Linked DNA regions of Mus musculus: region 1 is linked to region 2. A link is a contact called in ENCODE POLR2A ChIA-PET data. All regions are on one chromosome and are shown on one strand. The core of a region is the stretch at or near the end of the contact, and the rest is flanking DNA. Distances in the headings are between cores, read along the strand shown. Region 1 has its middle 38 kb from the start of Gm22997. Region 2 holds the start of Lgr4 (leucine-rich repeat-containing G protein-coupled receptor 4).

Region 1 (6,308 bases), core at 2,226-4,725, 260 kb before region 2:
CCCTAGAGGCAGGAAGGTACAGCATACACATTAGATCTGGCTACCAAAACCAGGTAGTCTGTGTCCAAATCCCATACTTGTTAGCTCCACCATTACTAGCCGGATGTTCTCAGGCTAAATGTTTAGGTTATCTGTGTCTCCTGGCAGATTGTGAAAACTAACAGGTCATACAAGGGCAGACACACAACCAGGGCTCGACACATTTTAGCTGCCACAGCTAAGAGTCAGTTTTATAAAAGAATGGACAAAGGTTGCTTAGCCTCATTGTGCAGACTGAGGAAACTGTGACCGAGATCGGTTAATATCTTGCCTAAGAGTCTCCTCCTGGGAGACAAGGTCAGAAGGGCAGGATTAGTTAAGGATACAGGGTATCTTCAGCCTCCTCATCCAGCACTCACATGCCTCCTGCTTGCTGATCTATAAAGCAGAAAAAGCATGTAGGCTGCTAATTCAAGGCTTAATTTCCTCTTCCCAAGGTTCACCCTTATACAGGAACCACTAAGAGGTCATCCCAAACCTCCATTTATTTATAAACCTGCATGCAATGCTATCCTCAACACTTAAAAGCTGCTCAGGAACCCTCTGCTTAAAAGCATTTCAAATTCCATCAGAGAAACAAGTTCACGCTGACATCTTGCCTCCATATGCCTCTGAAAAACCTGTTCACTATCCCCTAATCCCTGCTGAGGAGTGCTCTTCTGTGGTCCTTTCTTCTAAGGTTTCCATCGTTGGGTGTGGGTGTTCTCTCAAAGCTCTTTGAAAACTTCTCCCGCCCAGAGCATGTCAAAATCAGAGAGGAAGGAGTGCTGCCAAGAGCTTCGACATTTACATAAACTCTTAATCAGCCCTCAGGTTCACCACAGTGGACACACTGCTGCCCTGGCAAAGGACCAGGACCTCAAATTATGCTGCTTCGCCTCTGAGATGCAAGGGGACCTTGGAAAATCACTCTCTTTGGCTGTTACTTGAGCTGCCGGAACAGGTTCCAGCTTCTCCCTGTTTAAGAGTCCTATCCTGGGCAGTATTTGTGTTTATTTGTTCATTTTGGTAAATTTGTGTTGGCTTCTTGTGAAAGAGAGGGTGCTGGAGACACATTTATGGATAAATAGATATGAACCATGACTTCATGGATGATCGAAGCCCAGTAATGAAAGATACAAAATGTAGTGTAGAGGGAATAGCAACTTTGTCTTCCAGTGGCATCTCCCTCGTGTTTGTTTCTCTTCAGTTTCTTGACAAATTTTCCACTTTTTCTAGTATTGTATCTTTCCTGTTGCTGGCATACATGATCTCAGTCAACCCGAACCCTATAAAGGATGTCTGTGACCATCCCCCACTCACACACGAGAAGAATGGGGCTCAAAGAATACAGATGATTTGCCCATGACCACATAAAGGCTTTGAGACTTGAACCCAGAGGTCGGGGTTCAAGATGCAAGTTGTTCAGCAACTCAGCTTTGCAAGTTTGCTGAAAGCAGAAGCCAAACTTTTTGTACTGCCGTTTTCATTAAAGACACTAGACATGTGTAGGGCTAGGACTGACTCCTGAAGTCTCTTCTGTCCTATGCCCCACTCCTCGCCCTTTCTGAATCATAGTATCCCTACTGTCTGCCAGGTATGGTTCCAGCACTTTACACTTCTGAAGTCTCTACCGCAAAGTATGAGGTAGCTGCTTTATTGTCCTCCTCTTCATTTAATAACAGGAATATTGAGTTATAAAGTTGATTAACCACTTAGCCAAGGAGACCCAGTACTAACTGGCCCAGAGATGCAACTAAACTGAGTAAGCTAAAATCCAGAGACTTTGAACATTACATCATTCATGTAGTCTTGATGTTTCACGAACCCTTTTTACATTTGTTTAGAAAGCATCCACTTGTTTATATATTCCCAAATCTAATGTCCTCTCCTTTACATTCTGCAGCCAGCTGTCCTGATTCTCCAGCCATTTGGTGAGAGTCAGTGTCTCTGCTATCCTGTGTTTCTGTCATCCTGTGCTCTACTACCCAACACTCTCACAGAAATCCTCAATTTCACCTGTTGGCTTCAGGCCATCTCCAGAAGTTGACAGTGGGGGGGCTCAAGTTGCCCAGGGTAGTGTCACATAGTGATACCTGAAACGTGACAGAGGTGCTGTCATTATGAAATATACATACATACATACATACATACATATATATATATATATATATATATATATATATATATGTGAATATCCATATTGAATTTCTTCCTCCATCTATCTCTCTGTCTCTCTATCCCTATCCACCCCACAGCACCCCCGTGTGTGTATGACACATACTTGACAAGGGCTCTGCCACCTAGGTAAATCCCAAGCCCTTCCCATTTTGTTTGCAATGTTGAAAGACGAAAGAAGAGGCACTGGATTTGAAGGAAGACTAAAGAAAACTAGAAGTTCTAATTTCTTTCCCCTCTGAATATATATTTTTGGGAAAAAAAAAATCTAAAGTTATCCTAGAGTGTTCAGGGCCTTCCTAGTCCGAGCCTTGGCTTTCTGTGCGTGTCATTGGCCTGCCTATTGAAGAGAGCTAAAAGCCTCAGCAGCATTCAGCAGCAGGCCCATGAGACTGGAAAACGGAGCACAACACGGAAGTTGGTATGTGCTGTGATTGTTCCTGAGCAGCAGGGACAGTGGCTGCTCTGGGCACTTCAGGAAGTATTTGCTCTAAGAGGCCCTTCCAGCTATTGTTGTGAAGGCCAAGCATGCTGGGCTGGCACCAGGACAGGTGCCTTCTCCAGGCCAACGTTCTGTCCATGGCATTTTGGGGTACAAGGGACAGTAAGACTAAGGCGCAGGTGGTGGGAAGAGAGTGAGGAATATCGGAACCAGGATACAGCCGCAGGCTTGATCTTCTGTTAGCTTCGGCTCTTAATTCCAGGAGTCCCTGCCTCTAGGTTTATTTCTGTGTCTTCCTGCCATGGGTTGCGGTGATTGATGAGAAGCCAGATGCTCCTGGCAATTGCCTGGCTGGGCCAGCAGGATTTATCCAGTAGCATAAGGAGCGGGGGTTTAGTAGTCCCAGGTCTTGGACGTGAATGCTGCCCTTGCTTCTATGTGTGCCCTTGAGCTTCCTCTTCCTCGTCCATAAAGAAGGCCGATAACCAGCTTGAGTGACTATGAGGGAGAGATAAGCTGAGATTGATGAACCTGTCCAGAACACAATGGCAGAGGGAAAATGTTAGCTTCCTCCCTTCTCCTGAGCAGCTGGACCCGGGAGGAGCAGGCGTGGGGAGCTACTTGGGTAGTACATATCACATTTCCCTGGGTTCCTCCCTGTTGAGCCTGCTCCAGCCTGAATTCTCCTGACAGCTGCCCTGCTTCACTGCTCGGCCTTGCCCACCACTCCTAATTGAACAAAGGAGAGCCTCTGCTTTCCTCTCGGGAGAAATAATTACGAAGCAGAATGATGCAATCTGTGACTCTCAATGGCACAGGCCACAGAGCCAGGCCAGGCTGGGATCCTAAAATCATGCCAGGAATGCAAGCCAGGACCCTTCTATCCCATGAATCCAAGCAACCTCTCCACCAGGCTGCAGCTCAGGCTCCTCAGTCATGCGGATCTAGGTCACTAGTTCTGACACTGAGGTGCAAAACTAGCCGGAAGCAGGGACTGAGTTCTTAAGAATGGCTTCTAACAAAATGACTTAGTTGAGGAGTAGGTGTTTGTGGAGAGATAAATAGCATTCTTTAAGAGTTTATGGGGGGCGCACTGTCAGAGGTGAAAGGGAGAGTGGAAGGGGAAGGACTCTGCGAGGGGGACTAGGAGGGAGGGCAGCATTTGGGGTGTAAATAAATAAAATAAACAATGAAAAAGACTATTGTGTGAACATGTGTGTGTGTGTGTGTGTGTGTGTGTGTGTGTGTGTGTACACTCATTTGTGTAAAGACACACAAGCATGGAGGCCAGAAGGGAGCATGAATGTCTTCCTCTATCATTTTCTTTATATTTCTCTAAGGCAGGGTCTCTCCCTGAACTTGGTTTTTTAATTTTCAAAGATAGGGTATGTTGGCACTTCCTCTAAGCTCCGTCCACCCCTCAGTTACCTGACAGCAGCCAGGTGTGCCTGACTCACAATCAAAGAGGCTGCTTGCCCCCTCCTTACTCTCTTGCTCTCTTCTCCTCTTGCTCTTGCCCATTACCCTCTTCCCCATTCCCTCTCCCCCTTTTCTCTCCATGTGCTCATGGTCTCTCTCTCTCTCTCTCTCTCTCTCTCTCTCTCTCTCTCTCTCTCTCTCTCTCTCTCTCTCCCTCCCTCCCTCCCTTTCTCTATCTCTCCTCCCTCAACTCCCCTTCCCATTCCCTAAATAAAGTCTATTCAATACTATACCTTCATGTTTGGCTAGTACCCTGGGGGGAAGGTATGCCTCAGCATGGGCCCACAGAGCCCTTCCCCTACACCATACTGAGCCTCCTTTCTTTTTATCTTTTTATAAAACACAACAGAGAAGAAGATAGGAAGTCCCCCAAACCTCCCTATCTCTGCTTCCCTTCTGATCTGGGGTTACAGGCATGCTCAGAACACACAGCTTATACTGCAGCTACTGGAATCCAAATTCCTGTCTTCATGATTGTACAGCAAGTGCCATTAAGCACTGACCCATCATTTCAGCTTTTGCCAAGCATCTTTTTAAAATCTTCAAGTTAGCTCGTTTAAAGTGTCACAAGCACATTTTGAAGTGAGTCTTGCTCACATATCCATTTTACAAAAAACAAACAAACAAACAAAACAAACAAAAACCTGAGTCTCAAGGCTCAGTCATTGGATAGCAACCACAAAATTAATGAGCTGCCCATCACATTGAAACCGATTTATAGTCTAGTATTTTCAATTTTTCCCATAGCACAACTAGCTCTTAAATCAAATGAAACTTGGAGTGTCTTTTCTTTCTACGAGACATCATAAAAAATAGAATTTCCCACAACAAATCCACCTTCAAGAACTACACTGAGTTTGAAGAGACAAGCTGAGGTGAGAGTAAGTCCCTAAATTCAGAACATGGACCCTCTCAGGCCCTCAGAGTCCCTCATTTGCAAGGAGACAAGCAAATGCATTTGACTTTAGAGGAGGTCCCTTCCAGCCCTGGCATTCCAGGAGCCTAGGGAACAGCGATATTCGTGGAGCGTGTCCTTGGCACTAGATGCTGGACTGCATTTTTCTATAACCACGGCCAGCACTGGCCGAGCACTGGCTGTTTGCCAGGCCCTGCTCTAAGTGCTGTGCTCCTTGCGTTTGTCTCACTTAACACCCAGAACAGCACTAGGAGAAAAGCAGTATTATTTTCTTCTGCTCGGGCTCTGAAGCACAGATTGAAGGGTCAGAATGCATTCAGAGTCACCATATTAGTGAAAGATGTGTTTGGGGGCTTGAATCCAGTTTTGCCTGGCTCCATTAACACCTGTCTTTGATGACTGCATCTCTCACCGTGCCGCCTTCAATGTCAGGCAAAGACTTTTGCCAGGAGCAAGCAATGTTGGTTTTCAAGTTCCCACTAGTGGTCCATCTGCAGTGTGTTCTTTTTGTTCTTCTTTGCAATCATCAGTCATGAGTGTGACTTAAGTAGGTTGGGGAGAAGGAAGTCCCCAGCTGCTGGATGTAATGCCTACAGCAATAATCTACCCACGGTCCTTCCTGTTGGCTTCATGGCAACACACGCAATGTACTATCTTTGAAAATAAACAACCCAGTTGGGAGAGAGGCCTTTTTAGTTCTAGTCCCCACAGGGCTAAACAGTGGGCCTGAAGCTATGAGTATCTCCCTGAGCTGGAGAGCCAATTCCATGTACTCAGAGTGAGCAGGTTGGGAAACTTGAGAACCACAGGGACATCAGGGAGAGGTCAGTGAATGGTTGCCTGTGGGCCGAGGACAATATGGACCTGATTACACTCTGCCCATATGGCTTTGGAATCTGCTTCACATTCCCCTCAGACCCCGTTCCAAACTAAGACAACCAAGAGGCTTTAGGAGGTACCCCAGCCTGAGCAGACTCCCCATGGTAAAGGAATAGTGAAGACCTGAAAGTCCCAGGACTGTTGGTCTCAGGAGGGAACACTGCAGTGACTGACTAGCTTGCCAGGGCAGCACCCCCCCCCCACCCCCCAGGCTCAGACACAAATCCCACTTATCCTATGGGCTGCTCTCAAATGGGTCAGCAATGGAGATTCTCTCAGCCAGAGGGAAGAGGTCCAGCAAGATTTTCAGGACAAGCTGCTGAAGAAAGGCTCTCAGAGCAAGCCATGCAGGGCAGGCAGCTTAAAGTGAAAGAAACTTCCAATAAAAATGCCTTT
Region 2 (5,637 bases), core at 2,853-5,352:
ACAAGAACTCCTCCAGGCGAGTGGTAATAAAAAGGCTTAAGCAGCGTCAACTGGAAGACTGTCCTGCAGCTCCCAGGAGCCTCTCAGCGGTCTTTCTAGCATGACTGTCACTTCTCCATCCTCAAGTCCAGGAAGATCTGTAAAATCACCCAACTTTGAGATGGAAGACACAGCTTGGGGATAAAAACGGGGAAGGCAATTACTTTATTCTTCCAGATAAGGAAAGCGTCACACACTCCATGTGGAATGACTTGCCCAAGGCCACACAATTACTCAGTGCTGAGTGTGAGTAAGGGTGATCAAAGGCTCCGATCTACCTCTCTCCCACGACGCCAACAAAACAGACTTTATCATCTTAAATGTATGCTTTATGGAAATGGAAATTTGTGTCCCAAATCTATAGCTGTCAAATTTCATTGCAGAAACCCAGGAACCAGAAAACACACACTACAAGCTCCCTATACAACACTGTCACTTTATCTTTCTCCTTGCCAAGCTTGAAATGGGTGAGGTTAATTTCTTTATCACCACTAACATAGGGATAACCTTGAATCCTTTTTACAACATAAAATGAAAATTTAATATGAATAAGATTACTTAAATAGGATAGACCCATATACATTGTGGCACAGAATTCAAAATAGTTATTCCAAAACACAATCACTCATAGTGCTATGACTACAGAAGCCTCGTGAAAGATACTGGGGATTACATCTGCTTCTGTCCCCCCAAGTCTGATAAGGTAGCAATCAGCAGGAAATAGAGAGTTTGGCTGAACAAGTTTAAACCAGCCTAAGGTAGGAACAGCAGGAGTGTTCTCTCTGGGCCTTCTCAATTCTGGACAAAAGGCTAAATGGGAAGATGCCAAGTTTAGCAACCCCCCTGGGCTTGGTGTCTAGATCGGAAGCTCTTTAGAGTAGTCTTGTGAGAGTATGTATTAGTGTGCTCCTATGAGCTTATTCACCCCAGAAGTTGTAAGTTTCCCCATTGTACCAGGCTCTATGCTCTGAGTCAAATAAAATCCCTGTTCTCTGTTGACCCTATGGTCTCCAAGGTGAACTATGCACACATCTCAGTGGCTGGAGAAAGTCCCATCACTGGACGAATCATTGAGCAATGAGAAAGAACTCTGAACACTATGGTCTCATCTTAAAGCTTCTGTTTTTGCTTCTGTAATCTCACCAATGGTGAAATGCAGAAATTAGGACATAACCAAGGGCCTAGAGACTTGTGGACTCGATCTCCGAGTAAACCGTGGCTCACGAACGCTGCAATGGTTCCTCAGAATGGAATAAATCCCTTGGGGATTCTAAGTTCCACTGTGACAGCAAATAGTGCAGGCCTGAGCCCTTGCCCCTCCTCAGACAAAGCTCTATAGAGAGCCACTGGTTCCCTCATGTTACAGGAAAACATACGGTCCTTGAAACCCCTTAAAGATAGAGTGGTCATATATAAAACATCCTTCTGAAGGGGAGATCAGGGTATCCGGGGAAAATGAGGTCTCAGAATGTGACCTCACTCTGCCTATTGATCACAAAGAGATCGGCTCACATTTGACCACCACCAAAGTCCAGGAAAATGTTATCTACCCATTCCACAAGCTATGGGTAGTAACTCCCCTAAGGCTGGACCTTGAAGATAGGGTGTTTCATGGTCTCCAGTGAGATCTACAGGTTGTGTGATGCTCTCTTTCTTAGAGAAGCTTGTTCCCATAAAAACGTGACATTAGGTACCGCATCAAACAGGCCCTTTGCCTTATGGGGCAAGACTATTCGTTAGTCTTTACAAATCTTTACAAATAAACTAAACAGTGAAATCCTAACTTTTTAACTAATAATATAACTCATCTGAAAAGACCTTGGTTAGCACACTCCTCAAACTCTAATACTCTTAAAAATAATAATAATAACCATAATTCTATGTGGTTCTGGTAAAGTCAGTTCTCTTTCTGCCTGAATTCTCTATTTCCAAAGAGTTTCAAGAAACAGGAAAACCCTAGCTCCTCACCTGCCAGCCCTGCTCAGATTTAATAGACCTCTATGAGCAAATCGCTTCACATGGTTTGGTGAAAAGTCAAATATCATTTCGAAAGAAAGGGTCTTTCCAGGCATCAACAACACCTAAGACTGGGCCAAAATCTGAGACTAGGGTGCAAAGCCAAGGGTCTCAGTTCTCCACATCCCCAACCTGAGAGGGCCAGCCGAATGCCTCGGCACCACCCACCTGGAAATACAGTGATGCCCCAGCTTGCCTAAAAGGGAGTTTTCCCTTCACACGATCTGTTATTCCTTTAAAGCTACGCCTAAGAGGTCTCTTTTGATAGCTTGAAGGTAAAAAGGAAGTTTCCTTTGCCAGAGGGCCTCTCGGGGCCCCTTCCTCTCTAGCAGGTCTTTGACTGCTCCTGATTTAATCATGCAATAGGCCACACAACACGAGAAGGCTGAAAGGGCCATACAAGCTGCCCTCCGCTCAATTACCCCATTCTTTTTCTACGGGTGGCATTTGCCAACATCACCTCCAACACCTATTTCAGATTCCCCCTCTTCCCTGAGATGCTAAAGGCTCTCTGGGTCTCTGGGGAAGGAGGTGGGGAGGGTCAGAACCATCTATGCTACTCTTCCTGACCACAGGCAGCTCACACGAAAGGCTCTGCTGAAGGTACAGGCGGAAAACGGTTGCCCACCTTACAGACTGCACTGATCACATGCTCTAGAACTTTCTCTCCCAACATTCTCTACCTCAGGTCAGCATTCCTTCTTTTAAATGCCTTATTCACTAAGGATCCCCGCCCAGGGTAGGCCGAATCCTTCTCCTCCTCCCTGGGCTCTGCTCGTGGTAATGAGTCCCGAGTGGATCTGAGCTAAGGTGTCACACTGCACAGGCAGGACGGGGCCAAACTGGAAAGCGATTCCCCTTCTTAGGTACAGGTGTTTCTTCACTCCGCCTGCGGGAACCCTGGGGGTATTCAGGTGCTTCCCCATGGAACGTGCCTGGTCGGCAAACGCAGGCCAAGTTCTAGGCGCCCTCATCCGTGGCCAAAGTTTTGCCAGCCGAACAGGGGGCCGCATGGGGGAAGAGGTCACGTGAAAGGCTGCCAAGGGCAAGCGTTTCCAGCATCCTCCCTCCTGGCCCTAAATGCACTTGCGATTTGAGGTGGGGGGTGGGGGGTAGGAGGTAGTAATTGCACCCCCCCCCCCAAAAAAAAGCTGCAAAAAGAAAAAGCTCCTAGAGGTTCAGATTCAAAGTGGCTAAGTCTGGAGAGGCCAGCATACGGGAAAGGGGGCCAATCCCCCTGACCCTCCAACACACACACACACACACACACACACACAGGTGATTCGTGCACCCCCAGGGCGCTGGGGTTGGGGGCTGGGGTCGAGCCCTGGCTCCGCCCCGCAGCGCCCGCGGGTCCCTCAACCCGCAGCCCGGTCGCCCGCACTCACAGTGCTTGGGTGAAGGCGCTGAGCCCCTCCGGTACCGCCGTCAACCCCTTCCCGGAGCAGTCCACCCGACGGTCGCCGTCGCAGCTGCAGGGCGCAGCGCAGAGAGGTGGCGCCGCGCCGCTGGGCCCGGCCGAGCCGAGCAGCCCCAGGGCGAAGAAGCAGAGCAGCCGCAGCGGGCCCGGCATTGCTGCGGCCGCCGCCCGCGCCCGCCTCTCCCGCGGCTCCTCTCGCTCGACTCGCCTCCGCTGCCCTCCGCCGCACCGCGCCGCACCAGGGGCAGCCGGCCTGCGGGGCTCGGGGCCCGGGCGCCGTCCCTCGGCGGTCCGCGTGCGCTCGCTTCCTTCAGCAGTCTGCCGCCGGAGCGTTAGGACGCGGCGCTCCGCAGTTTCTCCCTTCCCGCTGCTCCATGGACGCGCACCGGCAGCCCCGCGGCTCAGGCCAGCCGACCCGGCCCAGAGCGGCTGCCCGGGCCGCGCGCTGCCATCGCCGCCGCCTCCTGTCCCGGGCCTCCTCCAGCCGCACAGCTCCTCAAGGTTGCGGAGCGCAGCCTCCAGCCATGCCGGCCAGGCGTCCCAACCCCCGCCCCAGCTCTCACAAACACCCTGGTTGTCCGCGCTCTCCCCGAGGCGGCTCCCGCTCCGCGCGTCCTTTTCCCTTCTAGGGTTGCACGCTCGCCTCGGGAGCCCCTGGCCGCCGGGTTATGCAAATCATTTAGGTACATGCAAAACTAACCCCGCTCCGGGAGCGCTATTGGTCAGGGGAGGTCTCGAGCTCATTACTATGCAGGCAGTGGAGCCATTATTGGTCAAGAGGAATGGGGCGTGTTTCTCTGGAATGAGTGACAAGGTTGTGCTGCTGCTGCTGGGGCTGGTAGTGGAGGTTCAAGTAAAAGCCCTGACTTGGCTGGATCTGCATGTCAGGTTGTGTATTGAAGGTAGACAGATCGGAAGACCAGGAGTCTGCTGTTTCCCTCCCCCACCCAGTTTTTTTCTCCCCTCCGCAGAAATTGGATCTCCTAAATTGGATGACCTGAAAAGTAAAACTCGCCTCCAGCTTTCAGACGTGTCAAATGACTCTTCGCTGTTCTTAAGGGCAAGGGCACTGAGAGCTTTGCAAACAGAGGAAAGAAATGGGGGTGGGGGTGGGGGTCGAAAAGGAGGGAGAAACATTTCTTTCTATCTGATCCAAATTTTTGAGTTCAACCGTGCACTAAATTAAAACAGCGTGACCCCTCCTGTATCTCACATCACCTCTGAGATCTTAGTACCCTTTTTCATTCACACTTGGGAGCTAAATTAGCGGTTAATCATCCATGACACCAATCAGACTTCTTTCTCCCTAAACACAAGGATGTTGAGGAGTCCAGCCAAGGAGGTGCCGGTTAACCAGCACTGGAAGAGAACATTTGAGTGCCAGCTGACTGCCCCTGAGACACCAGAAACAACTTGTGTGTTAACTATCAGCATCCCTTCCTTTTTCCCACATAATGTTTATAGAAAAAAAAAAATCAGCATTCTCAGTGCCTCTTTTCTTGCTTTCTCCTAGGCCTTTGGTTGTTTTTACTCTAGATTGTACACATTTTTAATGAACCCATTACATTAGAGCAAGAAGAGCATTAAAATATCTATACTGTATAAAGTTAACTAGCCACCTCATGCAAATAAAAAAAAAAGAAAATGTAAATAAATTAACGAAAAGCTAGCCGATTTCCTAAATAAAAAAAAAAAAATCTACCATCTCTACATTAAAGAATATGCTAAATAATAATAAAGTCAGGTTGAATCCATATACTCTAAAGTTATGCTAATGGATAAATAAATACAGACAAGTTTTAAGAAAGATGAATTTCCTCACTATAAGGTTGAAAGAGAACTTTAAAAAGAAAGACCAGTGGCGCTCAGACTTTATAGACAAGGCCTCAGAATCTCTTGGATACCATGTTCTTCTGCCCTCTGCCCAAGATCATCTCACTCCTGGTCTAGTTAGTATTTCAGAAGCCTCCGCAACTTGTTTTTTGTTTTTGTTTTTCCATTTCTATTACTTTTCAGCCAATTTCATGAGTAAATAAAGTGAGGAAAAAGTCTAATTCTAATTGATACTTAAAGTCTTTTTTTTTTTTTTTTTTTTTTTTTTTTTGGTTTTTTGAGACAGGGTTTCTCTGTATAGCCCTGGCTGTCCTGGCACTCACTTTCTA

What was found. ChIA-PET counts read pairs that join two places held with the same protein, here RNA polymerase II (POLR2A).
Region 1: POLR2A ChIA-PET joins it to region 2 with 10 read pairs in Patski. The contact joins the enhancer-like site here to the promoter of Lgr4 in region 2. POLR2A ChIA-PET finds 5 or more read pairs at or near these places in 3 of 5 experiments (Patski and embryonic stem cell).

The regions. Positions count from the first base shown.
Region 1 is chr2:110,176,963-110,183,270 of GRCm38, reverse strand. No RefSeq gene overlaps it. Among named protein-coding and RNA genes, the nearest start is that of Gm22997, 38 kb to the left of the region's middle. Within about 2 kb of position 3,475, at least 1 of the 3 ENCODE cell types and tissues checked has a DNase peak (open chromatin) inside an H3K27ac peak, as active enhancers do.
Region 2 is chr2:109,916,112-109,921,748 of GRCm38, reverse strand. Lgr4 (leucine-rich repeat-containing G protein-coupled receptor 4) reads right to left here and starts at 4,102. Exons shown (of 18, transcript NM_172671.2): 1 at 3,444-4,102. The coding sequence starts at 3,628.